Linked DNA regions of Homo sapiens: region 1 is linked to region 2. A link is a loop called in an ENCODE intact Hi-C map of the cell type or tissue named here. Cell type or tissue: transverse colon. All regions are shown on one strand. Links, peaks and the distances in the headings refer to the core of each region. The heading gives the core; the rest is flanking DNA.

Region 1 (17,087 bases), core at 4,834-12,833, 73 kb before region 2:
GGCTAAACTGCCTAAAGCCATGAGATTAGAAATTATGGTCCAGGACTCATGCAGCTGGAGACTTCAAGACTCCAAATCTTCTCAAATTGCTCATAGAGATAAAATCACTATTGTAAAATGTAGTATTTGGCAGAGATAAGTATGAAATCACTTTATCAATAAATGCAAATAAAATGTATGCTGGCAATTTTTAAGACACTTCTAATATTACTTCACAAATAATTTTCAAGCTAGCTTATTTATTAAAGATTTCAATTCAGTCATACAAGCTTGAAAAAGCATTTGACTAGTCTTTTCTCTGTTCCCGATAAAGTATTTAAGTACTTTTTCTTAAGCCAATTAATTAGAGCTTTTTAATATATTTTCAGTAGTGAAGCATTGTGCACACAATACATAGATACATAGATGTATTAGACATGGTGATAGAAGAACATCTTAAAGATTCATAAGACCTTTTTTTATTGTAGACTTTCAAATTCTTGATAACCTGTTTCATTACCCTAGGCAATTGACAGCTAAATAACCCTGAATTTGTATATTGAAGGAGGCAACTCTCAGGTGAAAAATCAGATAGGAAAATTTACATATCAAACTACAGGAAGAAAAATGTGCTAGAGGGAAATTAGAACTGATTTAATTGCCAGTTAAACATAAAGTTAAGTAAATCAGCCAGGCGCAGTGGCTCATGCCTATAATCACAGCACTTTGGGATGCTGAGGCAGGTGGATCATCTGAGGTCAGCAGTTCAAGACAAGTCTGGCCAGCATGGTGAAACCTTATCTCCACTAAAAATACAAAAATTAGCTGGGCAGTAGTGGTGCAAGCCTGTAATACCAGCTACTCAGGAGGCTGAGATGGGAGAATTGCTTGAGCCTGGGAGGCAGAGGTTGTGGTGAGCCGAGACCATGCCACTGCACTCCAGTCTGGGCAACAGAGTGAGACCCTGTCTTAAAAAAATATAAAGTCATTTTAAAGATATATATACACACACACACTCACACAGAAAGATCTTATGACTTTTATTTCAGAAATCTAGCCATGAGATATTAATACAAATTTATCAGCTTGCAAGAAAAAAAAAAAAAAGTTGGGTCCCAATAGTAATTTTTATCTCAGTAGCAAAGTAACAGCAGCTTTAAAGTAGGCAGAAAAGAAAATAGAGAAAAAGAGAGCTTAGGAACTCTACAGTGTACAGGTTGACTTCAGTGCTCTTTTTTCTTGAAGTAAATGTGCACAAAGACCTTAATATTTCCATTTTACACTGACTCTAGCAAGTAGAGGTGCCATAAAACTAATGGAATGGTGAAAAGGGGTCATTCTCATTATCATTCTTAGATCATTTGTTTCCCACTTTTTCTTTCTTTCTTTTCTTAAGAGAAAGAACTGAGCTGTGGCCTAGGGCTTTTGTGAAGTGCATTGAAGTGTGCTGGTGTTACTAGTTGAAGGTGTCCAGGTTCTTGGCATCTTGAACAAGGAAGTGGACAAAATGCACAAACAAAGCAAGGAAAGCATAAAGCAAGGAAAGCATGAAGCAAAAACAGCAGAGATTTCTTGAACAAGGAACTGGACAAAAAGTACAAACAAAGCAAGGAAAGCATGAAGCAACAACAGCAGAGATTTACTGAAAACAAAGAGGCTGGGCGCAGTGGCTCACGACTGTAATCCCAGCACTTTGGGAGTCTCAGGCGGGCGGATCACGAGGTCAGGAGATTGAGACCATGGTGAAACCCCATCTCTACTAAAAATACAAAAAATTAGCCAGGCGTGGCGGCAGGCGCCTGTAGTCCCAGCTACTCAGGAGGTTGAGGCAGGAGAATGCTGTGAACCTGGGAGGCAGAGCTTGCAGTCAGTGAGCCGAGATTGTGCCACTGCACTCCAGCCTGGGTGACAGAGCGAGACTCTGTCTCAAAAAAAAAAAAAAAAAAGAAAAGAAAAAAAAAAGTACATTCCACAGGGTGGGAGCAGGCCTAAGCACAGGGGCTCAAGAGACCCATTACAGAATTTTCTGGGGTTTAAATGTCCTCTAGAATTTTCCATTGTTTACTTGTTGTACAACCTATGTAAATGAAGAGGATGAAGTAAAATTACAAAGTCATTTACTTGGTGTATGCCCTATGTAAATGAAGAAGGTATTTCCTGTCTTAGCTGAAGGGTTTCCATGTAAATCAAAACTGTTTCCATTTAAATCAGTTTTAGGAAGTCATTGTGAATTGACCTTATGTTCTCTGCCTCCAGACCCTAATCTCCTGCCTCTTTTTCCCCCTGAGAGATGTGATCCCCATAAATCTTTATGGAAGATGGAAAAACTGATGGTCTTCCTTCTGTAACAGCTTCATGCTGGCTTGGGGTATAGTACCTACCTATTGGGGATCATGAAACTCTTGCCCTGCCCTGTCTAGTGGAGTCAGGGTAGTTCCTTGATGGCCACAGGTGGTGACTTCACCCGGAACTGGCTGGAACACTTGTTGCATGATCATCTGAAGCTTGATGGTCTCTAGGTGAGAGGAATTGAATTTGGTTAAAAAATTTAATGGAGACTTAAGGGAGTGGATACCTATGCTGTCAGGAATGTTTGTTATAGAGATTTGCAGGAGAAAAGCAAAATCTAGTCTGTGGTCTGTTCTAGGATCTATGTCTTTCCTTAAAGTCTTAGCATGAACAACTCCATTTTGGTTTAGGTTTGGTGTGTTGGGGCCTAGCGCATGATCTCAGCCCAAAACAATGACCTCTCATAATTGTTTTAAAAAATTTCCCCTTTTTGGTCACGTTCTCACTTAGGTGAGAGTGTGACCAAAACTTAGGGCCTCTGGTCTCAGCATGTCATTCATAGATTATAGCGTCCTCATGGTCACACATTTCTTTCAGCTCTTGTCATTCTAGTTAAAGAGAGACCATTTGACATTCTAGAGGCCATTGTATGCAAACATTTAAAATCTTTGAGAGAATACAGTGCACCAGTGAGACTATTATTATGATTATCACTAGGATAATACCAAGAGTTTGGAGTATGCTTCTTACCCAGGGTCTCTATAAACCAAACCTCCTAAAATCAAATAGATCAAAGAATGAGCTAAATAAAGAGTCTACTCACTTAACTAAGCAGTGGCTTCATTAATCCGTTTTCTGGGGTTTAAATACCCTTTAGAGTTTTCCATTCATTATTTGTTGTACAATCTATGTAAATGAAGAGAATAAAATAAAGTTACAAAGTCATTTACTTTGTACACTATGACTGAATCTCTGTAATATCTAATGTTTTCTCCATACGCCATGAGTACCAGCAGCTGCACAGATACCTCTCTGTTCAGACAATTCTATCATAACCTTCACAAGAGAATTTAAAACCTGTTGTGTAACTGTAGCTTTTACAGTAGAATCTTCTATAAAGCCTATCACAAAGGATAGATTTCTAATCATTGCTTCTTTTATTCCAAACTATGGAAAAAGGACCTAACAAATGATGCCCTTCTAGAAGAGTGAAGGCCTCTTGGCAATGTGCTCTTTAACCCATAATATGAGTTTAGAGGAGTGAACCAATGTTCTGTTTCTGATTGATTATAATATATAAGGTTATCCATATATAGGCTGGCTGAAAACTCCTTCACAAATAAAAGTCTACCCCATAAGCCCACATAACAGACACGTTTTTCCACTTCTATTGTTCATAGAGGCATAAGCAAGGAAAAAAAATTCAAAGATAAGTCTCTTAATAGTAGAGAAGTCTTGACCCATGATCTTGGGAAAAGCTGTTCAGATCAAGGATGCCATCTTTTCTGGGGAGTAACTTTCCTGATTAGCTTTACCTTAAGGGTTTCAGGGGGTGTACAGTCCCAAGAGTGTGATGGGACACTGCTCAATTGTGAGATTATGAACCCAAGGTTTAAGGTCCTGAAGTTTTGCCGTATTGTGGATATCAAGGACAGTCTTTCTCTGATGTTCTCAGAAGATATAATCTTTGGGTTCTAGATTGTGAAGGGGTTGATTGTCCTCAGTCATAAGAGGCTTCTTTATTTGACAAAAATACATTGTAGCATAATAATTTACTGTTATAACATCAGTCTTTTTTTTTTTTTTTTTTTTTTAGATGAAGTCTCACTCTGTCTCCCAGGCTGGAGTGCAATGGTGCGGTCTTGGCTCACACTGCAACCTCCACCTCCTGGGTTCAAGCAATTCTCCTCCCTCAGCCTCCCCAGTAGCTGGAACTATAGATGTGTGCCAGGAGACCCAGCTAATTTTTTGTATTTTTAGTAGAGATGGGGTTTCACCATGTTAGCCAGGATGGTCTTGATCTCCTGACCTTGTGATCCTCCTGCCTCAGCCTCCCGAAGTGCTAGGATTACAGGCGTGAGCCACCATGCCCAGCCAACATCAGCCTTCTTGCATGGGAAAGCTTTTATACAACAAGAAAACATGCACTGAAAATGTCAATTGAATGAAATCCGTATATAAAATGTTTAAATCATCCATCAGGTGACCAAATGTACCTGAAGCTTTAATTGTTTTCCCAGGAAGATGAGACCAAACATTGGTTATCAACTATTTTAACAAATGATAAGTAACCACAAAAATATATTCAATTTGGATTTTATTTTTTCCATGATGAATCATGGAATGTAGAACTTTTAATAACAAAAGCTTTAAGGACTCAGGAAGGACAAGGTGATCATCCTGGTTCTCCATGAGTCCATGTTTAAATAACATTAGACTTATATCCTCCTGAATACCAGTTGTTTTACCAAGTTAGGTGCATAGCACTGATAACTGATGGATTGTCAAGGTAATTTGACCTAGACCATGGAGTTCAAATTGTATATCTAAACAATTTCCATATCTGCTGGTAAAACATGAAAATCTGATGACATATTTTCTTGGTATTCAATTAATTGTTTGTTCTACTTGGATTAGTAGCTTTATACAAGGAAATTGGTTATTTCTGTAGTTTACAATAACTTAATATAATAACCATAATTATAATTGATAGCATATACTCAGACATATTAGAATTTAAGAAATCCTTATGATTTTGTAACATATATTAATATCATTGACTAAAATATAAAATGAAGATTAAACTTTTTTTTGGACAATGCTTCCCTTATAACATGTCAAGTAATCCTATTTACCTCTCTTTTGGATATTTCAAGAGCCTTCTGCAGCATCTCAAAGTTAGAAGTCAGAAAAGGCTATTTTGAAGATGAAATTTGATTTTGGGAGGCCTATCAAATATGTTAAACGTTTAAAACATTGATATTATGAAATAGAATTCCAGGTTACCATAAGACATTCATTTAGCCAAAATGATGACTCAAAAATTTAAAAGGCAAAAACCTTTACTCATTGATAGGGGAAGAAGACCTAGCTTTCCAAATAATTGGTCTCTTGCCTTTCCTTTTATTTAATTTTTTGGTATTTTATTCAAAAGCCAAACAAAAATATTTCATTATCTTTTAATATTACATGAAAATCTTGTTCAAGAGAGAAAGCCAAATTTTACCCTTGCATTAGTGTACCATTAATGTCAGCTCCAATTTTTAATAACCCTATAGACAAATCTTTCCAATTTTAATCAGTATCATCATAAGGTGAGATTCTCATAAACCTTTTATAAGCCTTTACAAATTTTTGTTAAAGATCAGTGCTTTAAGAAAACCCTGTTTGTGCTTTTATTTCAATGTTCAATTTATGCAGAAACCAGAAAATGACCCTTTAAATTTAGTCAGTATGTTCATACACATAGTGTTTTACAAGATTAATTTTTTTTTACAACCCTTCCACAACTTGTTCAAACCTTTAGCTTTATCCTAACTTAAAACAATCCTTTAACCCTTTAGGCAAAAACAACAACAAAAAAAATCCACATTCCCATGCCTTCTTATAATCTTTTACTAAATCACATTTCACTTTTTTTACATACCTTGCATGTAAAACTGTTTCTTCAGTAGTCTCAATAACAATGTTAACGCTTAGCGACTTTTACTTTTGGCCAAAACCTTGTTAAGTTTGGGACTTGAAGTATGTATTAGTTGTGGAGCCTAGGACTCAGACAGAAGTGCAGATAAGTTCTGACTCTTTCCAGTGTCTACCTCCAAGTGTCCCAGGCTTTACCTAGCTGTAAAGCAGGCATGTTGTACAGTTAAGAGTCATAGTGACATTTTTGAGCATTCAGGAGGCCAAATGACCTTTAAATTGTACATTTCTTGCATAAACTCTCTTTCATAAATTCTTTCACAACTTACATAGACTATCCATGACATGCTTGGACTTTCTGACTTGTCCTAAACATCCCTCTTTTAAACAACCAGTTATTTTACTTTAAGACAAAAATTTACCATACAAGATCCTTTCTTATATAAAGCCTCTTTTTTTTGGTAACCTTCTCTGCATAGCTAGGGGGCATGGCTAATTTCCTATGTCCCCAGGCTTTATTTAAAATCAAATGCTCCAAAATACATTGAACAATTTTTTAAAAGTCAAAGAAGTAGTTTATGACCTTAAAGCATTTAGCAAACCTAATATCTGATCTGCATATTTAAATGAAATGTTTACATTTTTGAAGATTTTTATTTTACCAATAATCTTTAAAACTTTTTTAAAGATTACTTAAGTCACAGGAACTAAATAAAAGGCATTACACTTTTCGGACAAAATATTTGATTGAAGCTCTTATTATTAAACCAATTAATTATAGTTCTTTCATATTACACATATAACACATTTAAATATAGACAGAAGATAAAGGAATTGTTCCCTAAGTCAGAAATTGAACCCTAACCCGGTTACCATTGTAAAAAGAGAAAGCACAGCCACATGGTTACAAGGTCAATCTCCCAAGAATGTGGTGGGCCAGTTTGCTGGGCCATCTTGAACAGAGGGCCGATGAGGTCATAGGCATGCATTTTATTCTAAGATGTCCCTTTTTATAACAGAGCAATATAGAAAGACGTACAAAACACAACATATTCACTACAGTTTAACATTAGCCTCAGAATTTTTTTTAAATTAATCAAAATTATACAGAGGAGATAAACACTAACAGTAACTTTCATTATTTATTTATCCAGTTTGCACAGAGAGAGAGAGGCCAGAGTCTGACTGGTAAGAAATTTTTACCCTTTTGCCAGCATGCCAGGTTTCTGAGTTCTCTCTCCCTGAGCAGCCTTAGCAACCCTGCTAAACTATATGCAAACAAATACATTGCCATGAATTAAGAATATTCACAAATAGTTTACAAATTTTGGAGAAATTAGAGAGAAATATGACTCAAATTATGTTTACAAGAGTATACTCAACACCCTTAAAGTATCAGGAAGCCTAAAATCCAAAAAGTTAGTTTAAGGTTAAAAAGCTGGTGTGTTCCATCAATACCTAGGGGGCCTGATGAAGGTAGCCTAGGAATTCCAGATAAGTGGAACAAATGATGACTTGCTAGAAATGCATAGGAAACAAAATATCTATTAAAGAACCAAATAAAGGCCTTCCACTGGAAACTAAATATATATATATATATATATATACACACATACACACACATACACAGATATAAAACCATATATATATGGTTTTATACAGAAAGTGTCAGGAAGCCTAAAACCATATATATATGGTTTTATATCTGCATACATAGGCAAAGCCAAAGAATAAACAGCAAATGAATGAAAACTGGTAGCCAAAACAAATAGGAAACCGACCCTAAATTTTTCCTACTCAATCTACCCTGGAGGCTATAGTGTTATCCAGGGCCCTTAAAAACCCACATAATGAATATTTTATTCCTAATACACAATTCAATATCCTCAAGTTTACCAATATCATACAATCCTGTGCAATTAAGAAATTCATTTTAGGTACATGACCAATAAGTACTCCAGTGCCGGCACTATCCACGCAAAACAGTAAACATAGTGCAAAGCAACGCAAGCATGTATATGAAATTTGAATTGCTACAAAAAGAATTGCCAAACTGCTGATGCTTTTTTTTTTTAACAATACTTCTTATTTTACTTTAATCAAGACTCAGAGCTTTAACTATGAAAATGTTAATTAGCCAAATGTCTCCAATTCTCTACTGGGTTTTAAAGAGTATTTTATAATCTAAACATTTCCCACATCTTTCTCCCCACCTTCTGGTTTGTTACTACATGGTTTCATAAACAACCTTTTCAAATCGGTAATTTGAACTATTAGGTAACTTTTGAATTAGACAAAATTATTCTTTTCCTCACTAATAACATAACCTTTTCTGACACATTTGATATACAGAATTATGTATTAAGTAGAATTCATTTCCTTAGTAAACTAAAATTTTAGTGCAACCCTAAAAAGCAAGAAATCCTGAACCATCAGATATGGGCATTAATAGATAAGAATAAATCCACAATTTTAGAAACATGGTTCCCCATATCATAACCCTTTAACTGGAAATGATGCAGATATTAAATGAGCATCAAAATGTTTTAAGATTTTAATTTAAATAAAAAGTTTACCTAAAGTGTTATCCCATTCACTGTACTCAATTCTTTTACTTTTATCAGTTTATCTAGATTACTTCCGTAAACTGAGATATTAGACACTATCATTTAAAGTTAGTTACCTCCTTGTTAAACACATTTTTAGTAGTCTGTGAACATCAGGTGCTTACCTAAACCTAAGTAAGACCCTCAAAGTTAAATACATAGGTATTTTTGCCAATAACTCAGAAGATTTAGCTAACAGTAAATTTGTAAACCCTGAAAATGTGAGACAGGTCTCAGTTAATTTAGAAAGTTTATTTTTCCAAGGTTGAAGACGCATGCCCGTGACACAGCCTCAAGAGGCTTGGTTTTATACATTTTAGGGAGACGTGGCATCAGTCAACATATGTAAAATGGGACAGCTGGAACTGGGAAGGGGGCTTCCAAGTCACAGGTACTTGAGAGACAAATAGCTGCATTCTTTTGAGCTTCTCATTAGCCTTAGGAGATGGTGCAGGAAGAAGGTAATTTTTCCCTGAAGCCCAGCCATCTCTGGCCAGGCTCCCCTCCAAAACTGCACCATCTGAAGTTAGCCATCCTTATCCATAGTCTCCAATGTTCAGTTACCTCTCTGCTCACTGCTCAGTCACTTTTATCCCCGACATTCAGCAGTTTGTATCCCTGAGGCTCAGCTGCTTGTGTTGCTGTAGCTTTCTTCTGCCAGCTGGGCTGGTTTTTATGGGCACAGGATAGGGGGCAGGGTGGGTCAAAAAGGCAATCATTTGGAAAAATGGGGTCAGTTGCTTTCACTTAAGGCCTAGGTCCCAGGCTTGAGCGTGGAGTGTAGCCAGGAGCCCAGCCCTTCTGTATCAGGGTCAGCTGTTTTCACTTAGGGCTGAGGTTCCAGGTTTGAGGGTGGAGTTTGGCAAGGAGCCCTGCCTTCTGTATCAATGGAGGGAGGAAAACTTGCCTTCCTTGTTGGAAACAAGTAAAACTCAAAAAACAAACAAACAAAAAAGAGTTGTACAGCAAAATAAACATTAGATCTCAACCAAATTTTGGGAGAATAGGGATTCTCTGGAGGGGGTGCTTCCAGGCCTCGGCAAATTGTCCTGTTGGTTTGAGCCATAAGGTTAGCTCAAGATGGTACCAGGCACCCATAGATTTTTCAAAGGTCAGGGGCATCTCCACTCAGAATCTCTTCATAGTTACCAAATGAACCCTGAATATCTGAGACAGGTCCCAGTCAATTCAGAAAGTTTATTTTGCCATGGTTAAGGATGCATGCCTGTGCCACAGCCTCAGGAGGTCCTGACAACATGTGCCCAAGGTGGCTGGGGCACAGCTTGGTTTTATACATTTTAAGGAAACATGAGACATCAATCAGTAGTCGAAAAGGCAAGGCAACTGGAATCAAAGGCAGGACAACTCAAAGTAGGGAGGGGACTTCCAGGTCATAGGTAGATAAGAGACAAAGGGCTGCATTCTTTTGAGTTTCTAATTAGCCTTTTCAAAGGAGGCAATCAGATATGCATTTATCTCAGTGAGCAGAGGGCTAACTTTGAATAGAATGTGAGGCAGGTTTGCCCTAAGCAGTTGCCAGCTTGACTTTTCCCTTTAGCTCAGTGATTTTGGGGTTCCAAGGTTTATTTTCCTTTCACACTATCTTGCATATTAAGAGGTCCTTTCTTATTCTCACTCTTCCTCCAAAAAATAACCCCAAAAGCTAATACATAAACATTAAATACTCTATAAAGTACTCACGTTTTAAATATTTAACCCAGTTAGACCATAACAGCAGGGCAGGAACTGCATATTCTGTCTTATTTGCATTATAAAACTAGCACTTGGCACAGTACCTAGCATATAAGTGATTAAAATGTTTGCTGATCAAATGAAAGTCATATCTATCACTTGTTAAAATTCTCCAAATAAGAACTTAAAAAAAAAATTCACTTATATTTACAATTGCAGTGGTGTGGAAAATAATAGGAGCAGTAGCAGCAAAAACAACAATCTAGTAGTTTTAAACCTGAAAACAGAAAACTCACAAATTTCTTTATGGCATTTATTCTGGATAGAAAAAAGTATAGACATTCTAATTATCCATTGTAGATGTGAAAAGTTATGTTTCTGACTACCACTTTAGACACCTGAAAGCCCAAATTAGTTGCTAGCTAGGTGGATATCTGTTTCTCTCCCTCTATATGAGTATATAGAGAGATATATTGGCTACATTTTATATGTTTTAATAATATAGTCACTATATATCTAGCTAATCTATTTATATATGGCTATGTATTAGCTATGTTATAGGCATATATCCAGTTCTATATCTATCTATATGGCTATATTAGAATTGGAAATACTGTTTAAAGAAATCCATGTGATTGTATGAACAATAGATTTAAATATGAGAGTTTCTAAGCTTTAAACTTGTTTTTGTTAATTTATTTCTTTGCTGTTCTACCTCCTACTATTATTTATTTAGAAAATGATGACAAACAAGTGGAATATCACATATGTTAGCACAGTGATAAGAATCTTTCACAATAGATAACAGCTGTGGTTGGGAGACTGGCCCAACTTTAGTTTCTGAATATATCACTTAATAGCTGTATGTATGACCTGGTGTGGGTCAATGTCCACTCAGAAGAGACTGCTCCTATGCATGAAGTTGTTAATTAGGTCAGAACAAACAGTGATTCATTGACATTGAGGACCTTAGGGGAGGGTTCCTGCGGGAGTGGGACCTGGCTCTCTGAGGAGAGGAGCTTGATAAAGCTGATTCTGCAAGTGTTGGAAAACCACAAACTACATTCTTATGCAATTACAAAAAGGACTTCTGCTGCTTCAGTGGGGAACTATGCCCAGCTAATATATGCCCAGTGGGAGCACGACCAGATAAGAAGAATACAGGAAACCCACGGGAAGCAGCCTGGAAAGTCTCCTGTCTTCCACCTCCTGCCTTGCAGTCACCCTCTTGCATCCCCTCTTGGCAGAGCCTAGCATAGATCCAGCTAGAAAAGCAGAAATGTGGCTTTCCAGCCTTAGAATTTCAAAGCCAGCTGAGGAGAGAAAGGTATTTTGAAGCTGGGATATAGGTTAATAATTAGTGCAGGTAGCATAGTGACAAGAAGTATATTGCATGGAAGATAAGAGCTGGGACTGGTAGATTGCTTAAATTTAGCACCTGACCCCAACATTTAATAGCTATATGACCTTTGGCTACTTATGCTTGATAAAATCAATTGGCCCCAGGTATAATATGGGAACAATGTCAACATCATGAAGTTGCTGTGAGAAGTAAATTTGATAACGAAGTAAACTGCTTAGCGTGCTGCCAGGCATAGCAGTATGTAACAAATGTTAACAGCTACACATTTTATTTGCTTCATATAGCAAGACAGTGACTTGATTATTTAAGTAAAATCTTTTGATTATATTGTAGCTCAGTTCTCAATTTCTGAACTAGAAAGTATTGGATTTTCAGTAACATGCCTGGAAATTAATATGCACATTTCAAACAACAGGAATTTGAAAGTCAACTATCATTCATTTATTCATCATTTTCCCATTATGTACATATATTTTTCATTATATAATTTACAGTTTAGCTTAAGGATGCAAACAACTAAGCAATTACATTAAAGCAGCATAAGGGCCACACTAGGAGAAGTATAAGGATATAGTAGAGATGAACAACCAACCCTGAGAAGAGCTCAGAGGATATTTTCTGAAGGAAAGAGAACTAAAGTGAGTCAGGCAAAGTTTGCAAGAAGAGAGGCATACTACTTACCTTTTAAAATTAAAAACGAAGAATTTACAAATGAAGGTTTGGCAACATTAGTGACAATGGAGAAGCTGATATTCAAGGAACATATTAAAGATCTTCATATTGCACAGTGAGAATGTTTAGTCCCATCTCTTGAAATGACTAGGACAATCTCATATGCTTCTTTTCAGTCCCTCTCAATAACTCAGTGGGGTGCTGAGTCAAGACTCAATATACACATGTTGAGAAGTACAGTTCTATAGTTTTGCATTGTTGTGGCTCAGGTCTGTCTGGTTAATTAATATCTGTTTCACATTGAGCTAAACACCTTGACATATTGGAACAGAGATTACAAAGTGAGAAAGGAAAAGAATAGTATGCTGTTAATCATGTGTGTGTGTATTATATACTTTCAAAATCCTTTCACACACATATATATATGTCATATATAATATATAAGCTATATATACTATATATAGCATTTTCACCAATAGCTGGGCATTCCTACCTACAAGACTGAAGGAGTGATGCTTCAAACCCATTGCATCATTTTTTATCCCTCTTTTTTTTTTTTTGGCTTTCTACATCCATTGTGTTACAGAGATGAAAGAACTATTATTATGAACATATCAGCAGAGTTATCATTTCAGTGTGAAAGGACTCTAGATGTTCCTGACTTCTATTTACAATTGAAATAACAACTTAATTATAAAAGATAAATTAAATTTTTGTATGTAATTTGCATACATGATTATTTGTTGGGTAACATCATTGGCCAGGAAACATAGCCTCTTAGTTCAATTCCAGACCTGCTTTTAATTATCTCGCATTCTCTGAGCCAATAAGGAAAACTTTGGCCTAGACTACTATTTCTTTGTACATGTGAGATTTATCATCAGGCTGCCTTCAATGATTCTACAAATGACTCCTGAGACAAGGCTTTCAAAGCTATTTGGTCTTCCCTGGGGAACCGGTACCTTGCATGATATCATCATTAAATAAGAAAATGCATCCATATGTACCTGAGAAATAATGATAACATAATGATGATAATTCTTTACACTTTGTGTAATCAAACTGTATTAAGAAAAGAAAAATGATGAGGCTAAAGTGATTAAAACAATGTAATACAGGTACAAGATAAGCAAAGATACTAGTGCAACAGAAGAAAGTGTCCAGATTTAGAACCACACACTAACCTAATTCAGGTAAAAACTACTATTGCGATAAAATAGAGTCTGCAAAATAAATGCTTAATCAATTGGCTATTTCTTAAAAGCAGTTATTATGTATTTCCTCCTTCTATTCTGCTTTGGTGTAAAAGTCTTGATGTAGCTCAGGTATTTCAAGTCATCAGGATTGACAGTAAATCTTCATATTTCTTCCTTGAGTAGTTCTCACCACCTGAAATGGCTGTTGAGAAGTAACTGAGCAGATATTTGCCTTTCTAAACATGAATATTACTTTATTATATACATATAGAGGAAGAGAGTAAAGTTATAAATTTGTGACTCTTCATTTCCTCTGGATTATTTAATTTTTTCCTAAAATGGGAGAGTGCTAAGAATAGTAATCATAATCGCAGCTTATGGAATTTTTGTGCAAGGCAATGTGTTTGGACTTCATACGTGAAATCTCATTCAGTGACAATTTAACTGGTAAACTTAAAAAAATAATTAAACAGGTTTTAAAAAGGGGCAAGAGAGTATTTTTATAATATTTTCTAACATGAAAGGAAGAATGCCAAAATATAAATGTGTCTATATGTGTGTGTAGTATGTGTTGAGAAGAAACTAGCTTTGGGGTGAATAATTGGAAAACACAGAGATTCTTGATGTCAATTTTAGCAGAGACAGTATACAATTGCAAAATAGGGCTGCTCATAGCAAATACAGAAAATCCATAAATTGTTCATTAATCAAATGGAGAAAAAGACTCAAGAAGAATAAATGCTTTTTTCTAAAGTTGTACAAGTAGAGAGAACGCAGAGAGAGGGTGCTTATCTTCCAGGCCAGATCAGGTCAATAAATAAGCATGTGCTAAACATCTTCCTTGCTAAATGTCAGAGTAAGATGAAGTTTTTCAGAAATGTTCAATTTAGTAGAGTTTCCAACTCTACATAGACTTCTACCATATTAAGAGAAGTAATGTGTAGGCAAGGCACAAACTTAGGGTCCTCGTGATTAAAAATACATCTATGCCCAGAGTGACGTGCTGTGTTATATATATGTGCATGTGTGTATGCGTGTGTGTGTTAAATTACAATATAAATAGGAAAGTTAAAATAACTTTTTTTTGGAAAAACAAAGTAGGAAAATGCAACAGGCCAAAGGCAAACAATCTGTTATGGAAACATCTTACACTGGGGTACAATAAATATTCATCAAATTAATATAAACATAATACACTAAGATCCTATGTCAGTTATACTTTCAAAATATCTGATCATCCTTCACTATTTTATATTTGCCTGTTATTGTCATATATTTAAGTTAAAAAGAAGAGTAACTCCACATCTGGGAGGCATACTCACTGATACTAACTTTCTTTGTGGACTGATTTCCCTTCTTTTAAGTGTAGTTAAAATCAAATTCAACTATTTTGTTACGAAAACTACACTACTGCTCCTCCGGGGTAATTTTCATAAATACTACTTATATGACTCCTAAGTGAACATCTAAAGTTCTAAATAACTTTATGGTTTTCTAATTACTTACTTCGGTAATTAAGACATTTACACGGCAGAGCAAACTACTTAACTTGTGAAGGGCTGTGCCAACTACGATGGCTATATAATCTATAACGTTTTTGTTGTTGCTACTAATGTGTGGGCCAAGTCCATGCTCAGATATGCAATTGTGGATCTATGTAATCTATATTGCTTCTAAAAACCTAGGTAATTATTTTATATTATGAAGTTTCTCATGTAGGAGTATATCTTTGAATATGACAGTAGCGGGCCTAATGAAAAATATAGGGTCTATTATGACACATTTAAGTAGGCTACTTCCCCATAAGCTGAATTTCCCAACACTTTAAGTCAATAGGAAGATTACATTTGCTACCAGGTAATAATCATAAAATCATAATAAATTTCTATTTTCAAGCAAGTGTTCTTCAATCTATTACTTACTTAAGATTGACTGCAACTCAGTTATCCAATAGCATTTATCAAGTGCCTATTATGTTCTGAGCACTTAGGAGAAATGTCTGTAATAACTATCTTACTTCAAAGATACAGTTTTAAATATATATATTTTATGCTAAGCTGATATGTTTGAGGCTAGTATTAAAATTAGTTTCTTTTGAAGGTAACTATACACATACAAACTGATTTTAAACATAATTTCTAATATAACTGCATAAAATAATATTGCCCTTCAGGTAGATTTCGGGATGTCCTTCCTGTCTGTTCTCAAAGTAGGTTTAGAATATTCCACTTGGAATTGTTTCTAGAATATGTTAACAAGCCATAATAAGCATATAAGATGTTTCTTAGTAGTCACTATTTTTGGACCAAAATATTGCCATACACAGCTTGACTACCTATCCAATTCTCCGGGCTTGGCTCAAAATAGCATTTATGTATTTCCAATAAGCAAATTTATTCACGAAAGACAAAGATTTCTTATTACTAAAATTAGTCCTAAGAGCTATGCCATAGGCTAATGGCAATGCTTTAAGATTAGTTCTTAGCCTGGCACGGTGGCTCACGCCTGTAATCCTAGCAATTTGGGAGGCCAAGGCGGGTGGATCACCTGAGGTCAGGAGTTCGAGACGAACCTGGTGAAACCCTGTCTCTACTAAAAATATGAAAATTAGCTGGTTGTGGTGGTGGGCACCTGTAATCCCAGCTACTCAGGAGGCTGAGGCAGGAGAATCACTTGAACCTGGGAGGCGGAGGTTGCAGCAAGCCAAGATCGTGCCACTGCACGCACTCCAGCCTGGGCGACAGAGCGAGACTCCGTCTTAAAAAAGAAGAAGAAGAAAAAAAGATTAGTTCTGGCTTTCTTTGACCAGTGGCTACTTTGGAAGTATTCAGTTTCTCAAGGTAAGTACTTTATAGGAAAACATTCATGTGTATGTCTAAGTTCTGGTATTTTTGTTAAAATGATGTTTCATTAATTTATATTACTTGATATAGGCATTGAGAGTTAAAATGTAATGATTATCTCTGCCATTTCACAGCTCTTACTGCCACTTCACCCAAGCTTTAACAAAATCATCTGAAGGTAAGCATTAAAGCAATAATGGATTTTCAGGTATTTTTACTAATTAATGAAATCAAGGCCAACAAATATCTACTGTCTATATCACAGTAATTACAGAGACTATCTTTTGTGATGTTATAGGCACTAATGGTTTCTTTTCCAAGAGTTATTTTTCTTCCATCACTGTTAATAGAATCTCGATTTTGTTCAGGCATGATGTGCCAGCCCTAGTGGGTGTATTTCAACTGTCTGGGTACATCATAGCAGTACGCTTCCTTCATGTCAGTTATTGTACTCTATAACTTGGCCAGTGAGAAGTGAAATCTGTTAAGAAATGTCTTCTAGACAGGCGCGGTGGCTCACGCCTGTAATCCCAGCACTTTGGGAGGCCGAGGCGGGCGGATCACGAGGTCAGGAGATTGAGACCATCCTGGCGAACATGGGGAAACTAAAAATTTTTAGTCTCTACTAAAAATACAAAAAAATTAGCTGGGCGTGGTGGCGGGCGCCTGTAGTCCCAGCTACTCGGGAGGCTGAGGCAGGAGAATGGCGTGAACCCGGGAGGCGGAGCTTGCAGTGAGCCGAGATTGCGCCACTGCGTTCCAGCCTGGGCGACAGAGCGAGACTCCATCTCACAAAAAAAAAAAAAGT
Region 2 (17,087 bases), core at 7,957-15,956:
TTCTCCACATCCTCTCCGGCACCTGTTGTTTCCTGACTTTTTAATGATTGCCATTCTAACTGGTGTGAGATGATATCTCATTGTGGTTTTGATTTGCATTTCTCTGATGGCCAGTGATGGTGAGCATTTTTTCATGTGTTTTTTGGCTGCATAAATGTCTTCTTTTGAGAAGTGTCTGTTCATGATTTTTTTTTTAGACAAAGTATTAGATCAGATATTTTTGGGGAAAAATGCTTTGTGATTGCTTGTTTTGAATGGTGAGCATTGTATTTTGTTTTAAGTTGTTTTCTGGTTGTTATTACAGCTATGAAGTCTTACACTCCATATTTCATTCTCCTGTGGAGTGCTGTTGGGATAGCGAAGGCTGCCAAAATCATCATCGTGCCGCCAATTATGTTTGAAAGCCATATGTACATTTTCAAGACGCTAGCCTCAGCCTTGCACGAGAGAGGCCACCATACAGTGTTCCTCCTCTCTGAAGGCAGAGACATCGCCCCATCTAATCATTACAGCCTCCAGCGCTACCCAGGGATCTTTAACAGTACCACCTCAGATGCTTTCCTACAGTCCAAGATGCGGAATATTTTCTCTGGGAGATTGACAGCAATCGAACTGTTTGACATACTGGATCACTATACTAAGAACTGTGACCTGATGGTTGGCAACCATGCCCTGATCCAGGGTCTGAAGAAAGAAAAATTTGACCTGCTGCTGGTGGACCCTAATGATATGTGTGGATTTGTGATAGCTCATCTTTTAGGGGTTAAATATGCTGTATTTTCAACTGGCCTTTGGTATCCTGCTGAAGTGGGTGCTCCTGCTCCATTAGCATACGTCCCAGAGTTTAACTCACTCCTCACAGACCGCATGAACTTGCTGCAAAGGATGAAAAATACCGGTGTTTACCTCATTTCCAGATTAGGGGTCAGCTTTCTGGTTCTTCCCAAATATGAAAGGATAATGCAGAAGTACAACCTGCTGCCAGAGAAGTCCATGTATGATTTGGTTCATGGGTCCAGCCTGTGGATGCTGTGTACTGACGTAGCACTGGAATTCCCAAGACCCACTCTGCCTAATGTTGTTTATGTAGGAGGAATCCTAACCAAACCAGCCAGCCCACTACCAGAAGTAAGGTTTGCCGAATTCCTTGGTAATTCTTTTTTAATGTAAAAGTCAATTTTGATTTTTGGAAGAGATATGATTTGTTATTTATATATATTGTATATATACAGTACACTAAAAGGTGATTAGGACATGGGGCCTCCAAAGTCCCTTTATGTGGGTCCACCACTTCCCTGGGAAACATTCCTGCTTTGAATGAGCATTTCTGTAATACTGAAAAGACCACTATGCCATATGGTCAATAGACTGCCTGGGAAGTAGTTTTCTGATTAAGTAATAGTTATAGTATGTGAGGAGAATATAGTTAAATGGTTAATTTTAATGAGTATAAGTGATTTTATCTTTAATTACACACAGAATCCCCTCTGTTCTGCCCCAAATAGCACAATTAACAGGTATATATGTTTAGCTTCAGGTCAGTGAACAGAGGTTCTTCTCTGGGAGGTTATTACCACTAGTTTATGTCCAATAATGAAAGTGAGGTGGTAACTTCCATCAAAGTAGGGAGTTGGTTAATTTAAGCTAGTAAGTAAATGTAATGGTTTTAAGGAAAGCATGCTCTATTGCAATTTCATTTCAATGATGGAATCAATGGCACTTTAAGAAACTCTGTTCTCTATGTGAAACTTAAATTCTTTTTATTGATTGAGCCAACAGTAAATCCCTTGGTATTCTGTTCACCATCCTTGTTTTTTATTAGGTATCCCACATTAGCAGAAGCCATACACATACCTATTGTTGTAGTGAGTTTTCTAACCTCAGATTGAATCTCTCAATTTAACCTCAACATCAGATCCCATTTACTAGGAAGTGTAGGGCTTGTTGCAGGACTTTATTCAAGTTACTTTTAATCCTACCTCTGGAAATAGCCACTCAAAACAATTTTGCTAAATTGTTGATTTCTAGTTCTGGTACTACATATTAAAAATTCTATCAGGGCCTTGATGAAGAGTAAATCCAGATTTTCTCGTATAGATGAGGACAATCACATGGCTGAATTTTGTCGTGAGGCAATAAGGTGATTAGAAATATACGACCTGTAGGCTTTTCTAATATGGCCATTAGAGTTATAATTAATAAATAATATATCGATATATTTCATATAACATGGAAACAGAAATGGCCTGTACACCCACAGCATTTCAAATATATACAGCCACTGGAGGCCATGAGGGCACACTTGTTCTCTCTGACGTCAACTGTAAAGGATAGGGATTAATCTCAGCTTATCTTAGCCATTCTTGAATTTATCCAAGCTCATTTTGAATCCTCAGATCTTCTCTGGCAGAGTCACCTTCCTAAAGGTAGCTAAAATCAGATTTTAGAAGTAGCTTCTAAAAGATTTGGTAATCAAGGTGTGTCTTTACCTTAACTGAGTCATTTAAAATGTTACACAAATCATCCTTGTTCTCTCTAGGTCATCATCTTTTCCGAGCTAGAACACTCCCCTTCTGCCAGCTCCCTTTGGTTTTCATCTGGGTGATGTCTCTCTTCTTCAGTCACTTGATTGAAGAAGAAGTATATGATGAAAAGGAGCTGGACGCGGTGTCCCATGCCTGTAATCCCAGCACTTTGGGAGGCCAAGGCAGGAGGATCACTTGAGTCCAGGAGTTCGAGACCAGCCTGGACAACATAGTGAAACCTTGTCTCTACAAAAAATAAAAATTAGCTGGGTATGGTGATGCATGTCTATAGTCCCAGCTACTCAGGAGGCTGAGGTGGGAGGATCACTTGAGTTCAGGAGGTCGAGGCCGCAGTGAGCTGAGATCACACCACTACACTCCAGCCTAGGTGTCAGAGTGAGACCCTGTCTAAAAAAAAAAAAAAAAAAAAAAAAAGGAATGTCCTGTCCTGATTGCCTTTTCTTTCCTTCCAGTTCCTGCTGTATATTTGTCTTGAGTTGCAGCAACTTGAATGACACAGTATAAGTGTAGGAAAATATTTTATGTTTTATTTTCAATACTCTACCTTTCAAAAAGATGCATAGCATGTGATAATTTTTTTTCTACCATCCAAGCATTTTTTTCTGTCATGGATTCCTCTGCACACAGATGTCCTTACTAGTGTCACTATTTTGTTTTACATGAAAAACATCTTTTTAGTGGTTTTTGGTGCTCGACATAAGGTATTACTCAAAATATCCTTTAATTTGCCATAATTTCTCATTTGACACTGGCTTGACTTTCTTTGTGGAGTTCTTTTTCCTCTGGGCTATTTGTAGTGGTTCTTTTGAAATGCGTTTTTTGTTTACAAAGTTTGCTTTGTGCCAGTTAGTTTGGTTGCATGCACAGACATGGCATGTGTGCATGTGTTATATATAGTATGTGGACATAGATAAGTATATTATTATTATTGGAAGTCTATTAGATTATCATTGTGAAGGGCTGTTTTCATTTCAGAATGTTATTTATAGTTTTTGAGCAGGGAGTATTTTGAAGAATGATGTGCAGTACTCTTTCAGGTATTCCTTATTCTGGTGTGGTTTTATATGCTTATGAACACATGTTCCCACTGAGATTTTTCTAGTAGATTTATTTGAGATAATAAACTGTACCTTTTCATTCTAAAAGTTAATGAGTTTCTCAAATGCCTGTATTATTTACAGGGCATTGTTGTGACAGTAACACAGGAAGGCCCAGAAAGTAGCTGCGTAGAACACATGATTCACATATAGCAGCTTAATTGTTAATTGCCCTGGTATCTTACACTGGGCATAGATTAGGTTTTCCAGATGTCTGTAAATGATTTTACAGTGGGACTGAATTTCACAACCTGGGATGAAAGGGCAGAGAAAATTTATAAAGGACATTTTAAATAAGCTTTCACAATGTTTGATCCTAAAGAAATCCTGTAGAGAGCATATAGTTCGGCTCCATTCCTTTTATTTATTCTTTCCTTTAAAGTAGGTAGAATAGAGATAGGGAATAGTCCATCCATTTCTCACATAGTAGATACAAAGACTTCATCAAAAGCCACACAGATAGTCTGTGGCAAAGTCAGGTGTAATGTGGATTGTTTTGCTATTTATTAGGTGTTTTTTCAAGGTGATTGCATCTCTTGTCACTAATTTTAGTCATTTACTTACTTACAATTGTGTATAAAACCATGCAGAGACAGCAGTTTTTTGAATCTTATTTATTTTATGTCTCTCAAAGATTGTCAGGGCTTAATACTCAAGTCAAATGAAACCATATGGACTCTTATTTATGCTTTAGAGATTTGATAAACTAAATCAGCCTAAGTTCAAATGCTTTTGATTACAAAATGTTGTGTCAGTGTAGAGTGAAGAAATTGTGTGCCTTGATAGTAGAAATCATTTTAAAATCCATGTTAGAAATGTGCCTGGAAAGACAACTTATCATCTACTACCTGGCTGCCTCTAATAGGAGTCTTTAAACAATGTGGACTAAGGGGAAGAATTCTGAGTTGGATCACATTCATATAGTGGTTTACCTACTCTATCATTGCAGGCCAGTAGAGAACATGGATAAAGATTAAAAAATAAAAATGCTTTGATCAAGAAGGAGGTCTGTAGACAGGTCCCTATTTGAATAGATTCTTTTTTTTTTTTTTTTTTTGAGATGGAATCTCTTGCTCTGTCACCCAGGCTGGAGTGCAGTGGCATGATCTCAGCTCACTACAACCTCTGCCTCCCAGGTTCAAGTGATTCTCCTGCCTCAGCCTCCCAGGTAGCTGGGACTACAGACTAGTGCTACCATACCCAGCTAATTTTTCGTATTTTTAGTAGAGATGGAGTTTCACCGTGTTAGCCAGGATGGTCTCGATCTCCTGACCTTGTGATCTGCCCGTCTCGGCCTCCCAAAGTGCTGGGATTACAGGTGTGAGCCACCGCGCCTGGCCAAATAGATCCTTTAAATATTAAATGTGAATGAAATAATGACATCTAATTGGAAAGTGATTTTAATTTTTATTAATTTTATTAGCAGATAATCCACCAAAGAATAGTACATGTTTACTTAGGGAATCTAATAGTTATTAAAAATAAATGTTTCAAGTGATACTTTTTAGATGATTTCCCATTGGCTGAAATGGCCTACGCTGCCAGGCAGTTGCTCTCTGCCACTTTTCAACTTCTACAGCCTTGAACTCTTATAGCACCTAATAGCACTTTAACTACTGTTTGCTGTTGTTGTACTGTTTTTGTTGTTGTTTGTTTGTTTTACATGGCTCTCTTAACTAGAATGTGAGTACCTCAAAAGGTTGATACTCTATAACCTGAGTGCCTGAAAAATGGTTGGTACTCAATAAAACTTTAATATTTAATGAACTGTATCAAATAGAAATAGTTGCCAAAAATAGGTGATTCAGTTAGTGCAACAATGTTAATATTATAACTATCATCTGTTTGTTCTAAATTTGTGTCTGTATACTGTCCTAGCCATTAAGCAACCCAAAAATCCATGCTAAGTTGTTGAGTTTTTTTTTTAATTTTTATTTTTTGAGATGGAGTCTCACTCTGTCACCCAGGCTGAAGTGCAGTGGCATGATCTTGGCTCACTGTAGCCTCTGCCTCTTGGGTTCAAGCAATTCTCCTGCCTCACCCTCCCAAGTAGCTGGGATTAGAGGTGTATGTCACCACGCCTAGTTAATTTTTATATTTTCAGTAGAGACAGGGTTTCGATATGTTGGCCAGGATGGTCTCAAACTCCTGACCTCAAGTGATTCAGCCACCTTGGCTTCTCAAAGTGCTGGGATTACAGGCATGAGCCACTGCCCCAGCTGGTACTAAGTTATTTTAATGAATTAGAATAACTATTCTAATGTTACTGATAGTGAGGAAAGAAGATAACCATACCATTACCCAATTGTGAACTAAAATAGTCTTTTCTCTCTTCCAAATATGCATATAAACAGGGGCAGTGCTGAAAGTCAGGCCAGCTATTGCTGTCTTGAAAGATGATTTGAGGCAGCATGGCACTCATTTGGTGCTCTTCAGAGATACTATATTTCCACATTAGGAGTATTTATGGCATCTTAAGTTCACCAGTTGTGGAGACATTTTTATTTAAGGAAGCATAGTCTTGGGGAGAGATAAGAGATAAACAGAGATAAGAAAGCACATGGGACCAGGGACTAGACCAGGAGATATTCACTGTTTGTCATTTTGTTATTTGCTGGAACTCCCTCAGAGAATGATCTTGGGGACAATGAGAGATTGAGCAACAGAGTTATTAGATTAGCCACTTGTGAGCAGGTAAGTTTATGAGAAGAAAAATGAAATGAAGAAACAAAATAGTGACTTTCCATACTTGGTATTCCTGATTAACATAGAAGCCATTACTTCCTATTACATATGGTGATTGAAAGCTGGTTTCACCATTAATGAATGAAGTCTCTAGGCTTGGATATGAGACCAGGGTCCTTGGGGGTAAAAGACTTGATCCAGGGTTGCAGCAGATGTGGAAAATTAAGGCCATTTTTATTAATAATTACATATGCAATTTGTTATCTTATGAAATTTAAAGCTGGAGATGTAAAGCTTCATCTATATAGTAGTACTATGCTATGTTGTTAGCTATGTGGGGGTCAGAAAATTGAGGATGACAATGTTTAGAAGAGACTAATAATTTCATTCCAGTTACTAATTCTGAGTTCAGAAATGTTAGTACTTTAACTACTGTTTGTTTGTTTGTTGGATGGCTCTCTTAACTAGAATGTGAGTACCTCAAAAGGTTGGTACTCTATACCCTGAATGCCTGAAAAGTGGTTGGCACTCAATAAAAGTTTAATATTTAATGAACTGTTAAATGATAGTTTGGCAGAAAAAATAAATTCTCTAAGGGAACTCATTAATGTAAAATGTTTTTGCAGATGCTTTATAGGTTAATCATGTATTTTCTTATTATTTTGTAGTAAGAAACCAAATTTATAGTAAGTAACCAAATTTCTTGTTAAAGAAATCTATCCAGGAAGTAAGTAAATCAAGCACTGTTGAAACTATCAATGACTTAACTGTTCAGTTCACTGATACAAAAATTTTCTAAGCAACATTGTAGTTTTTAATAGCTTGTCATCTGCTTCTGTAAGCATTATGGGCTTACAAGGATTTCCTGATATGATAGGAGATCCAATATATGAACGGAATCAAACAAACTTGTTTTGAATTGATATTGCAAGATCTGACATGATTTTAACTCCAGCACACATTGTTAAGTTTTTAAGCTTTAATAAGCCCTAGAGAATTGTTCATTTAGGTATTAAGTCAAATACTGGCAATATTTTTAAGGGAAATATTTTTAACTGATAATTTTTAGAAATGACAAATTTCTCAATTAAATTACTGTTGACACCAGTTTTGGGGGATGATATTCTTCACAAATACTCTTATTCTAAGCCAAACAGGTCTATTTATGAAATTTAAATTGCTACTGCCAAAGGGTTTGTCAGATCTATTTCTGAGCTCAGATTTTGTGGTGTAAGCATGAGCTTGTGACAAATCAGTGGCACTGAAGACAAACTACCTATTTTCTGGCTTTGTATATGAAAAATTGTATTTCACCTTTCCAGGTATTGTTCCTTGTACAAAATACCAAAATGGAAAAACAGGGGCTTTTTTAGTCAAATGGCCCTGACTTTTAGTCTTATCTTCATACGACTCTTTTGGTTAAAGGAATCAGCCTAATTAAAATGAGGATAGCATGTCAGTACTTACTTCAGAGGACTTTTGGTATATGAGAGCCACGACAATACCTGGTGGTGGCAGTTATTACTCTATTACTCTTATTATTACTGTAATAACCCTTGTAACTTACAGTGAGCCAAGAGTATGGAATCACTGATCATTTCTTATTTTCCACATGCTGAGGAGAAGAATGGTTCTCAGGAGAGTGGATAGAGATGTAGGAGGGATGTGGAGCATCTATGGTTTCACCTCTCTTCATTCGGGCTGTTGACACTGGTACTTCTGTTTCCATCTTGGGGATTTTTTTTTTTTCTTTCTTCCATTATTTTTCTTAGTGAAGTAGAAGGACGATGACAATTGTGTGAGATACGTGGTTCTTAGATCACCTGGAGTTTCTTAAGAAATGAACAGAAATTGATAGATATATCTTCTCTAGGGTAGAAAGAAGAATTAAGGGAGTAGCTTCATCAGAATGCTGGCTTCTTTAACCTCTGGGACACTGATTTTTCAGGCCTTTCAGTGGAGGAACTGGGACTCCAGCCCCTCTTCTGCTGGCTCCACACCTATCCATTCTCCTGACTCTGTGATTCTCATTTTTGAGGGAGTTTAAGGGAGAACTCTAGGCAAATAAATGATTGCCTTCCTTCTAGCCCAGCATTGTACTGAATCTCCTCCACACTCAGACCCTGAAGAACTAGACTCAGTAACCTAGAAATGCCAAAAAAGCCTTAGTAGTTTCTTCTAAGATCTAAGGTTCAGACTCGGCAACCAACCCCAATATTTATACTGACTTCTTCCTATATTATTTATTAGGTTGGTGCAAAAGTAATTGTGGTTTTTGTCATTAAAAGTAATATCCCAGCAGGGCTCAGTGGCTCACACCTGTAATCCCAGCACTTTGGGAGGCTGAGGCAGGTGGATCACCTGAGGTCAGGAGTTCTAGACCAGCCTGGCCAACATGATGTAACCCCATCTCTACTAAAAATACAAAAAAATTAGCAGGGCGTTGTTGTGGTGCATGCCTATAGTGCCAGCTACTCGGGAGGCTGAAACAGGAGAATCGCTTGAACCCGTGAGGCAGAGGTCACAGTGAGCTGAGATCGTGCCACTGCACGCCAGCCTGGGCGACAGAGTGAGACTCCATCTCAACAAAAACAACAATAAAAGAAAAGTAATGTCCCATTGTATCCTTTGTATTTTCCTTCAGTATTGTATTCTCTTTCAGTATTGCTTAGATCAGAATTCCATGAAATTCCTGTCGGCACGTGATTGTAGGCCACTTAGTAGATCTGGGGTGGGTCTAATAATTTGTACCATGTTACCTGGTCATGCTGATACTGTTGGTCAGATGACCAGCCACTATTTGAGAACCATTAATTTAAACTCATACAATCCATGTGATCCATAAATTTTAATAGCATTGCGTAATGTATTTTGTATGAGAATCTTTTTTCTGGTAATTAAAGATTTTCTCTGTTTTAGAAAGTTATTTTCAGTGTAAATTGCACCCAAACAAATGGATATGTATCTAGATTTCAAGAACTAGAAAAGCCCTGGATTACACTGTAGATCTGAACAGCTCATTACCTTACAGTTCCACTTTGTGAAACTAAGATGATGCTGTTGAATGATCAGTTCTTGCTTTAAGATATAGATCTAAATAGAGTGGCCATGTACAGCCATGTCAGTAATAGGTAAGGGCCTCAGAACTAATAACTTTCAACTCTTCTCCCTGTTTTAATTCATCTTCACCATTTGCTTTTGGCCTTCGAGTATATTTTGGTAAAGCAGCATTTATTGCTGTTTGTAGGAACCACTTCTAGGAGAAGATTCAAGAATTCTGATTAATATAAACATAGAGAGTTAATTAGCTGGTTAACAGAGCATCCATTCTAGAAAGAGCTGTGAGAGATGAAAATGCTATTAGATAGGAGAGAGAAAAAGAGACAGACAAGCATGTCTTCCTTTGTCCTAAAACTTCAAAGAAGTTCCTATAAAAGTGGTCATTTACATATAGTATTTCATTTGGGTGGCTTTTGACAGGGTGGATTTTCAGAAAAATTATGGTGTTCAAATGCAGGAGGGGAAACTTAAGACCACGTGGTGGATACTAACTTCCCTTGATTTTCTTCTGCTTTTTTCCTTCCTTGATATGTGATAGAGTAAAAATAAACTTTACAAAGTAAGCTGACTTGGTTCTACTTCATTGAATATAGTAACTACTTAATGAATGTCTATTGAATCATTTTATACTGAATTAGATTTAGAGAAAAGGTCTTCTGATAGCATTTAAAAAGATTTGATTTGCACAGATCTTTAAGAAAAACATTAGGTTCTAAGGAATTTTAAATATTTCAGAAACAAATAATGGAGGAAGCAATACTGAGGGATCTCAGGTCAGTCAACTTTTATGTCCCACCCACTTTCATTCCTAGTACGACAGTACTTGCACAGTATGGGCTTTAATACATATGTTTTGAATTAACGTAATCCGAAGTTGCAAAAGTCAATACAGTTGCCTAATTTATTTTGCAAAAATGGAATAAAACTTTTATTACACTATGCATTTCCAGACTTTTTATCAGTGAAAAGCAACTTAATTGACTTGATAAATATTGTTAAAACCTTGGGGCTAACTAAATTCCTTGACTACCATTTTCAGGCCATGATGAGAAACAGATAAACCGACTTGACTTTTTTTTCACTACAAAGTCCTCTTAGAACTTTTTCACATGTATAACATTGAAAAGGTTTTACAAATCACAAAGAGATGGCCACACTTAAAAAGGATAGATGGCCATTTAGTTATACATTGAGTGCAGATTTATTGGGTACCTAATATGTGCCAGGCACTGAGCTAGCAATGTTAAGTGCAGTTCATGGTTTTTTTGTTTGTGTTGCTTCTAGTCTAATAGGGGAAATAATAAAGATGTAAACAAATTAATATGATGCATATTTCCAAAGCTAAACTGCTGTAACAGAAGCCAAAAGAATGCAGTGATAGAAAATAAGGAGTCTTCTCAGACAATCAGAGTAATGCCTCCTGAGAAAGTGGAGAGAGCTGATGGAAGGAGAGTATTCCAGGCAACCAACACCCACCCCAAAGTGGGAAGGACTTTACATTTTGAAGAACTGAGAAAGATCAGTGGGGGCTGAGAAGCTGATGGCATGGAGCTAGGGTAGAGTGACTGAGGTGACCTTAGAGAGATGAACAGAGATGATATCATGCAAAGCCTTGTTCACTGTCCAAGGTTTGGATTTCCTTCTGAGGCTTTAGATGGGCTTTAACATGATTGGATTTACTTTTAGAAAATCCACACTCTGGGCCAGGTATGGTGGCTTTCGCCTGTCATCCCAGCACTTTGGAAAGCCAAAGTGGGCAGATCAAGAGGTCAGGAGTTCGAGACCAGCCTGACCAACTTGGTGAAACCCCGTCTCTACTAAAAATACAAAAATTAGCCAAGCGTGGTGGTGTGTGCCTGTAATCCCAGCTACTCGGGAGACTGAGGCAGGAGAATCACTTGAAGCCAGGAGGCAGAGGTTGCAGTGAGCCCAGATGGCGCCACTGCACTCCAGCCTGGAGGACAGAGTGAGACTGTCTAAAAAAAAAAAAGGATCACTCTGGTTGCTTTGTGGAAAAAGAACAATAAAAGGGGAAGAGAGGAGACAGGCAGGATCAATTGGGTGAATGTTGCAGTAGCTCAGAGGTGCATTGATGGCTGCAGAGATGGTGAGAAGTGGGATAATTCCAAGTATATTTGGGAGGTAGAATTGAATGGGGTGAAGTTGAGTGATGGGCGGTTCTAAAAAACCCAGTTTTCTTGCTTGAGCAACTGGTGGATGGCATTTCCTTGATGCGAAAGAGTAAGGGATGAAGAAGTTCTTTAGGAAAATACATTGTTTAGTTGGGGGCATATTGAATTTGAGAAACCTGTGGGTATATGAGTGGATTCAAAAGTCAAATTGATGTTTGAACATGTGAGCATGGAGTTGATAGGAAAGGTCAATGCTGGGTATTCAGTTGTGGGAGTTACCTTCCAAGAGATTATAGTAAAGCCATGGAAATAAATGCAGTGGCTTATCGACTCTCCAAGGAAGAGGAGGAGGGAAGAGGAGTCTCCAAGAATTCTGAGAAGTCATGACTAGGAAAGGATAAAGGATAACTAGAAAAAGTGATATCATAGGTCCATCCTTTATTGGTGTTGGTGAATTGGATGTTTCCATGAGTTAGTTGGGTATGTATACCTGTGGTCCTGAGTCACTGGACAATTTTAGTTGTTGCTAAGTAGATATATAGTAATAAATGACTAAACTTATACTCTCCTTTAACAATCTTCTTACATTTGTGGCATCAGACCATTGGTAGAGGTGACAGAGTACTCACTGGGAACCAGGTGAATATCTAGTCCTTGACAAGATCACTTTACCTTTTTTTATCACTAAATTGTGAGTGGGTCAGTGATAGGGCTTGGACGGTCTTTAAAGTGGCTTCCACTTCAGTGATGGTGTGAAAGAGAAAATTTTGAGCCTTATACATACATTAAAATACAGACTTCCATTCTTAAATCGTTCTTATTTCTAGTGCAGTTGGCAGATCTCTGATAATTCATAAAGCTGGAGTCTTGCAGAGGATGGACAAGTGAGAGGCATAGAAAAGGATCAGTTTTACAATTTGTGTACTAGTGAAGCTTTTTTTTTTTTTAGTAAACCATGAACAATAATTAGAAATAGACTTAAGACAAGTAATATTTGTTTTTTAAAAACCAATGATTAAAAATTCAGGCCACCATCACTTGAGGTCAGGAGTTCGAGACCAGCCTGGCCATCATGATCAAACCCCATCTCTACTCACAATACAAAAATTAGCTGAGCATGGTGGCACGCACTTGTAATACCAGCTACTGAGGAGGCTGAGGCAGGAGAATCACTTGAAGCCCGGAGGCAGAGGTTGCAGTGAGCTGAGATTGTGCCACTGCACTCCAGCCTGGGTGACAGAGTGAGATTCTGTCTCAAAAAAAAAAAAATTCAAGCCACCATATTATTTGATTTTGTACAATACAGAAAGTACATATTTTTCCCCAGTGAATATAATTGAATTACCATTTTTATTGAAAGACTTTTTTTCTTCAACTATAATCTTAAAGAGAATTTTGAAATGCATCAAGCCATATACATAATTTTCTTACCTTTTAAGAATTATACCTTTCAGCTTTTTGTGATAGAGAATTTGTGGAAAAGATTTTGTAAAATATTTATTTAGAAACATTTTAAGGAAAAAATTGAAATTATAGAAAAATGCTTCAAGCTTTTGCAAATTTATTTTGGTAAAGTTCAAATGCTTTCCCCCCTCATAAAAAAGATCCATTTATTTCAGTTAAGTTTTAAGTATATCGCTTTGTAAATAAAACTTCAAATGAGGCTTGTTTACCAGATCTTTACAAATTTAAAGAGCAGAAATGTATTCTGATGTGTAATTTGAATCAGTTTCCTGTTATGAAGACAGAAAAGTCTCCATTGTTTCCAATTTTTAGAAGCATTAGATGTTACAAGAAGAGATAATGTAAGAATGAAAAGAGAAATTATTTATGTACTAGATTATATACAACTTTTCATATGAATACAAAAAAGCTCATTTTTCAGAACATATGGGATTCTGATAATGTTTTGATATGGATGGTATAGTTTATCCCTCTAGACTTGCTTAGTAATAACTTTAGTCTTTTAAAATTACGGTTTAATGGAAATCATGGTAATATATATGTGATTTCAGCTGAATACATTATTTAAGCTAGGCTTATTTTCCATCTAGTCCACATAACTTTTTAACAGAAATGTCAAATAATACATAGATACAAGCTTTATTCACATATTGTATACAATCAGTGCTTATGTTGATTACTTCTTTCAGCTGAATAGGGAATAAGGCCTCAAAAGGTTTATATCCAGTATTTGAGTACTTTTGTTATTCTCTTTAAAAAGTCAGTATTAGGCACTACTGGTTACTACCAGCTGAAGCCTTACACAGCTGTGTATTTAGCATTTAATCATGCTAAGAATTGCTAATTAGAAAATCAAACCGGACAAAGCATACCCAGTGGAGTTGATACAATACCATTTCTGTTTGAGAACCATAAATAAATAATCTTTACGCATTAGTGTTTCATTATAAGCATTTGTGCTGAATGTGGCAATATTTAACAAAATGTTTTAACTCACTAGAAATAATTTCTTGATATTATCCTTTCACAGAAATCCGTAATCTCTTTAAAATATAGCCAGCCTTATCAAAATTAAGTTTCTATTTAGCCTTTGATTTCTCTTTTTTTACTTTCTTCTATTCTGCTCCATTTCAGCATTCTGCTGCCCCCTCTCCCTTCCCCCAAACTTCCCGCTGCCTTCTCCACTCTGCTTTGTTTTACCCTACATTGGAACCCTGTGGCCACAAACCAACTGTAGCATCCTCAGTTAACCTTATTGTGGCTCAGGCTCCAAAATTCCCTATTCCCTTCTCTCTCTCTGTGTTTTTATTTTCTTAAATTTAAACCGCTTTGTTTCTAAACCTCAGATACACTTAGCTGCAGCAAAGAATGAGGGAAAAGACATTCATTCAACACTATGTGTTAATGGCTGATAGCAATTTAACATATTACCTTTCAAGCAGTAGTGAATATTTTATACTGAAATTGGAGGTCTAGTAACAGTGAGGCATTAGTCAAAAGAATCAATACCAGCAGCATAATCTGGTTAGTAAAAGTCAGAGAGGTAATGGTTCCAGAGGATTAGGAGGACACAATATGAATGCCCCTAATACCAGTTTTATGGTCCACTCCTACGGGCGATTATGGCTCAAACTTTGAGGAAGGAGGTAAGGCAGCATTTTCATCTGCATCTCACATCTCACGGTCTTTGTGAGTTCTACAATGCTACAGTGCCTGGCATGGTGCTTAACATCCTCCTGTAGGTTTAATTATTTCTTTTCTGATTTGAGAATAAAATAGGCCGGACACATCCCATGTTGCTGTTTAGACTGTACATATTTTGTTGAGTATGTGTTCTTGTTTAGAAATATACATTTTAGGAAGTAATGAAGTTGCGATTTCCTGAAATTCAGTAAGTACACACTTAGTTTTAAATGAGCTGCATTTTTAAGAGAACATTTAATGGAAAACCAAAGATCTAGAGTTTTGGTGTCATTTCTTCTACTAACTCCAGTAATAAACAGACTTTTTCTGGAGGTCTCATTTACCTGAACGACACCAAGAGCTAGAAAGAAAGTCACAAAGACATTTGAGAGGCCAAAATAAATGCCAAAATGTCCAGGAACTAACATTTATTTACTTGACTCACAGTAGCTGCCCTTAGGCCTTCATCACGCAGAGTTAATTTATTCCAATTATATACCTGCTAAACAGCTTGGTTATTTTATTTCCAAGCCTATGAAGGTTAAAAACAGCAAGTACATTTTTGAGGCAGGCATGCTGAAAGCAATGAATACTGACAATTTAATAACCTGACAGAACAGAGAGATCCAGAACTACTTCATCATGATAGGCCCACTTTATTCATTTGCAAAATAAAGAGTTTGGGCTAAACGAACCTTCAGAATTACAGGCTAAAATACGTAACCTCATACTTGTTTTCTACCAGATTAATATATTTTAAACCTCTGGCAGATTTTTTTGAAATTAACTTTACCATAGAATACATATATGATATACATTTAGAATGACATGTGGTGCTTGTTTTATTTACTTAAAACAGCAAAAAATACCCTTTTATCATTATGATCAGACCGGAAAATGACACTTAAAAATAGTAAATCATGTATTCATTTAAATCCAGTGACTGTGTTAGCTCCTGAGAAGACAAGATTTAGCAGAACACAGTTGATTTTTGCCCTCATTGAACTACGAATCCCATTATTCAACATTTAGAAGTGCTATGAAGGAAAGCATAGGGTGCTGAAGAGTATGACATTAGGGCCTGGGAGTAAGGAACAGGGTCATTATGAGCTTTTTACATGAGGGTTCCAAGGGTGTTCCACTGTAGTTTTTCCATCCCTGACTTTTGGATCTGTGCTAAGAAAATGTTTACTAGGTAACTGACATCAAGACCCTCTGGAGAGCCCAGTAACTAAAGCTCATTAACAGACGAGGCAAATTTTAGGAGCATTCATCTGTCCTCCCTCCATCTGTTTTCCTTGCTCATTTCATTTCTTTCCATAGTATTTTATTGAAGGTCACCACGTGTGAGACACTGTACACTGTCACTTTTAAACTCATCTCCTGTGACAGAGAGCAAGGAGCTCCTTCCTCCTAACATGACTGACATTTTAGGTCATTCTGATCTTTGGTTATGCTGAATGTTCTCTACTTTATTGGAAAGTTTAATTCCTCCCACTGGCTACTTGTTTGGGTTATGAATTCTCTACATCATTTTGTGATTCCACTAAGTTTTGTAGGTCTGTTGTGGCCCATTTATACTCAGGCCTGACTGGTATTTTTACATATCTCTTACTGCAGAAGATTTTCTAGCTTCCATTCCAAGCTCACTGAGGATTTCTCACAGACTTTCCTAATATGGTGGGGATCTTAGTAGAGAATATTTATCCTTGTAAAAGAAAATGCCCAGCCCTTCATACCTATATCGTTGGCTTATTCTATTACTTATTGGAAAATATTTATTGAGTACCTGTCAACTGCAAGAGACTCCATTAGATGCTGGAGATACAAAATAAAATGCCGTAAACCTTAAAGCCCTCAAAGATCTTTCAGGCAATCTATAAGTTTTCTAGCTCACTGTGATTCCAATGTCCTTTCCATTTGTGAAAGAACACCCAAATGGAAATAAAGAATAGCAGTCTCTGACTCTCTTCCACACTCATTATCAGACTCCATTCACTCAGTCATTCATCAATTCTCTCAGCAAATATATATTCAGTATCAGGACCTATTCCAGTCAGATACTCGAAGAACCTGCCACTACAAGCCTCATCTTCTAGGTGTTCTGATGTCCCTGGTTCTCTTGTTTAACATAAGAACATTCACATTCTCATTAAACCTAGGTGTAGTTGAAGCCAAGAGTTGGAATGGGATTATGTATCCAGAAAGTGGTGCCATGAAAGGTAGCCTTACTGGCCTTTAGTTAATTTGTAATGAAGAATCTGTGTTTTGTAATCTTTCCCATTACTTTGCTTTGCCTTTTCTTCTTTTATTGTCTCTTGACTTTTCCATAACAACTGAGCATGGTGCCTTTTGGAAACCATCTTTGAGATGACCTAAGGAGGTTGGTTGGTACTAGAATGAGCACAGGTTTTAACACA

What was found. Hi-C counts contacts between places; a loop is a spot of excess contacts. Peaks named below come from ENCODE experiments on the same cell type or tissue, not always from the same donor. Only the 100,000 strongest peaks of a DNase experiment are listed, where the experiment ranks them.
Region 1: a loop joins it to region 2, with 2.9 times the contacts of the local background. A loop is called at or near these places in 1 of 110 quality-filtered maps.

Annotation. Positions count from the first base shown.
Region 1 is chr4:114,552,458-114,569,544 of GRCh38, forward strand. It overlaps LOC105377380 (a long non-coding RNA gene), which reads right to left and starts at 6,269. Exons shown (of 6, transcript XR_939093.3): 1 at 5,915-6,269; 2 at 3,092-3,174; 3 at 2,361-2,494. RefSeq lists an enhancer at 9,514-10,357. In transverse colon, for the core only: no CTCF peak of the experiment used is centred there; DNase peaks (open chromatin) are centred at 9,344 and 11,128; H3K27ac peaks cover 2,681 bases.
Region 2 is chr4:114,622,575-114,639,661 of GRCh38, forward strand. UGT8 (UDP glycosyltransferase 8) reads left to right here. Exons shown (of 6, transcript NM_001128174.3): 2 at 305-1,128. The coding sequence starts at 307. Among named protein-coding and RNA genes, the nearest start is that of MIR577, 26 kb to the right of the region's middle. In transverse colon, for the core only: no CTCF peak of the experiment used is centred there; no DNase peak of the experiment used is centred there.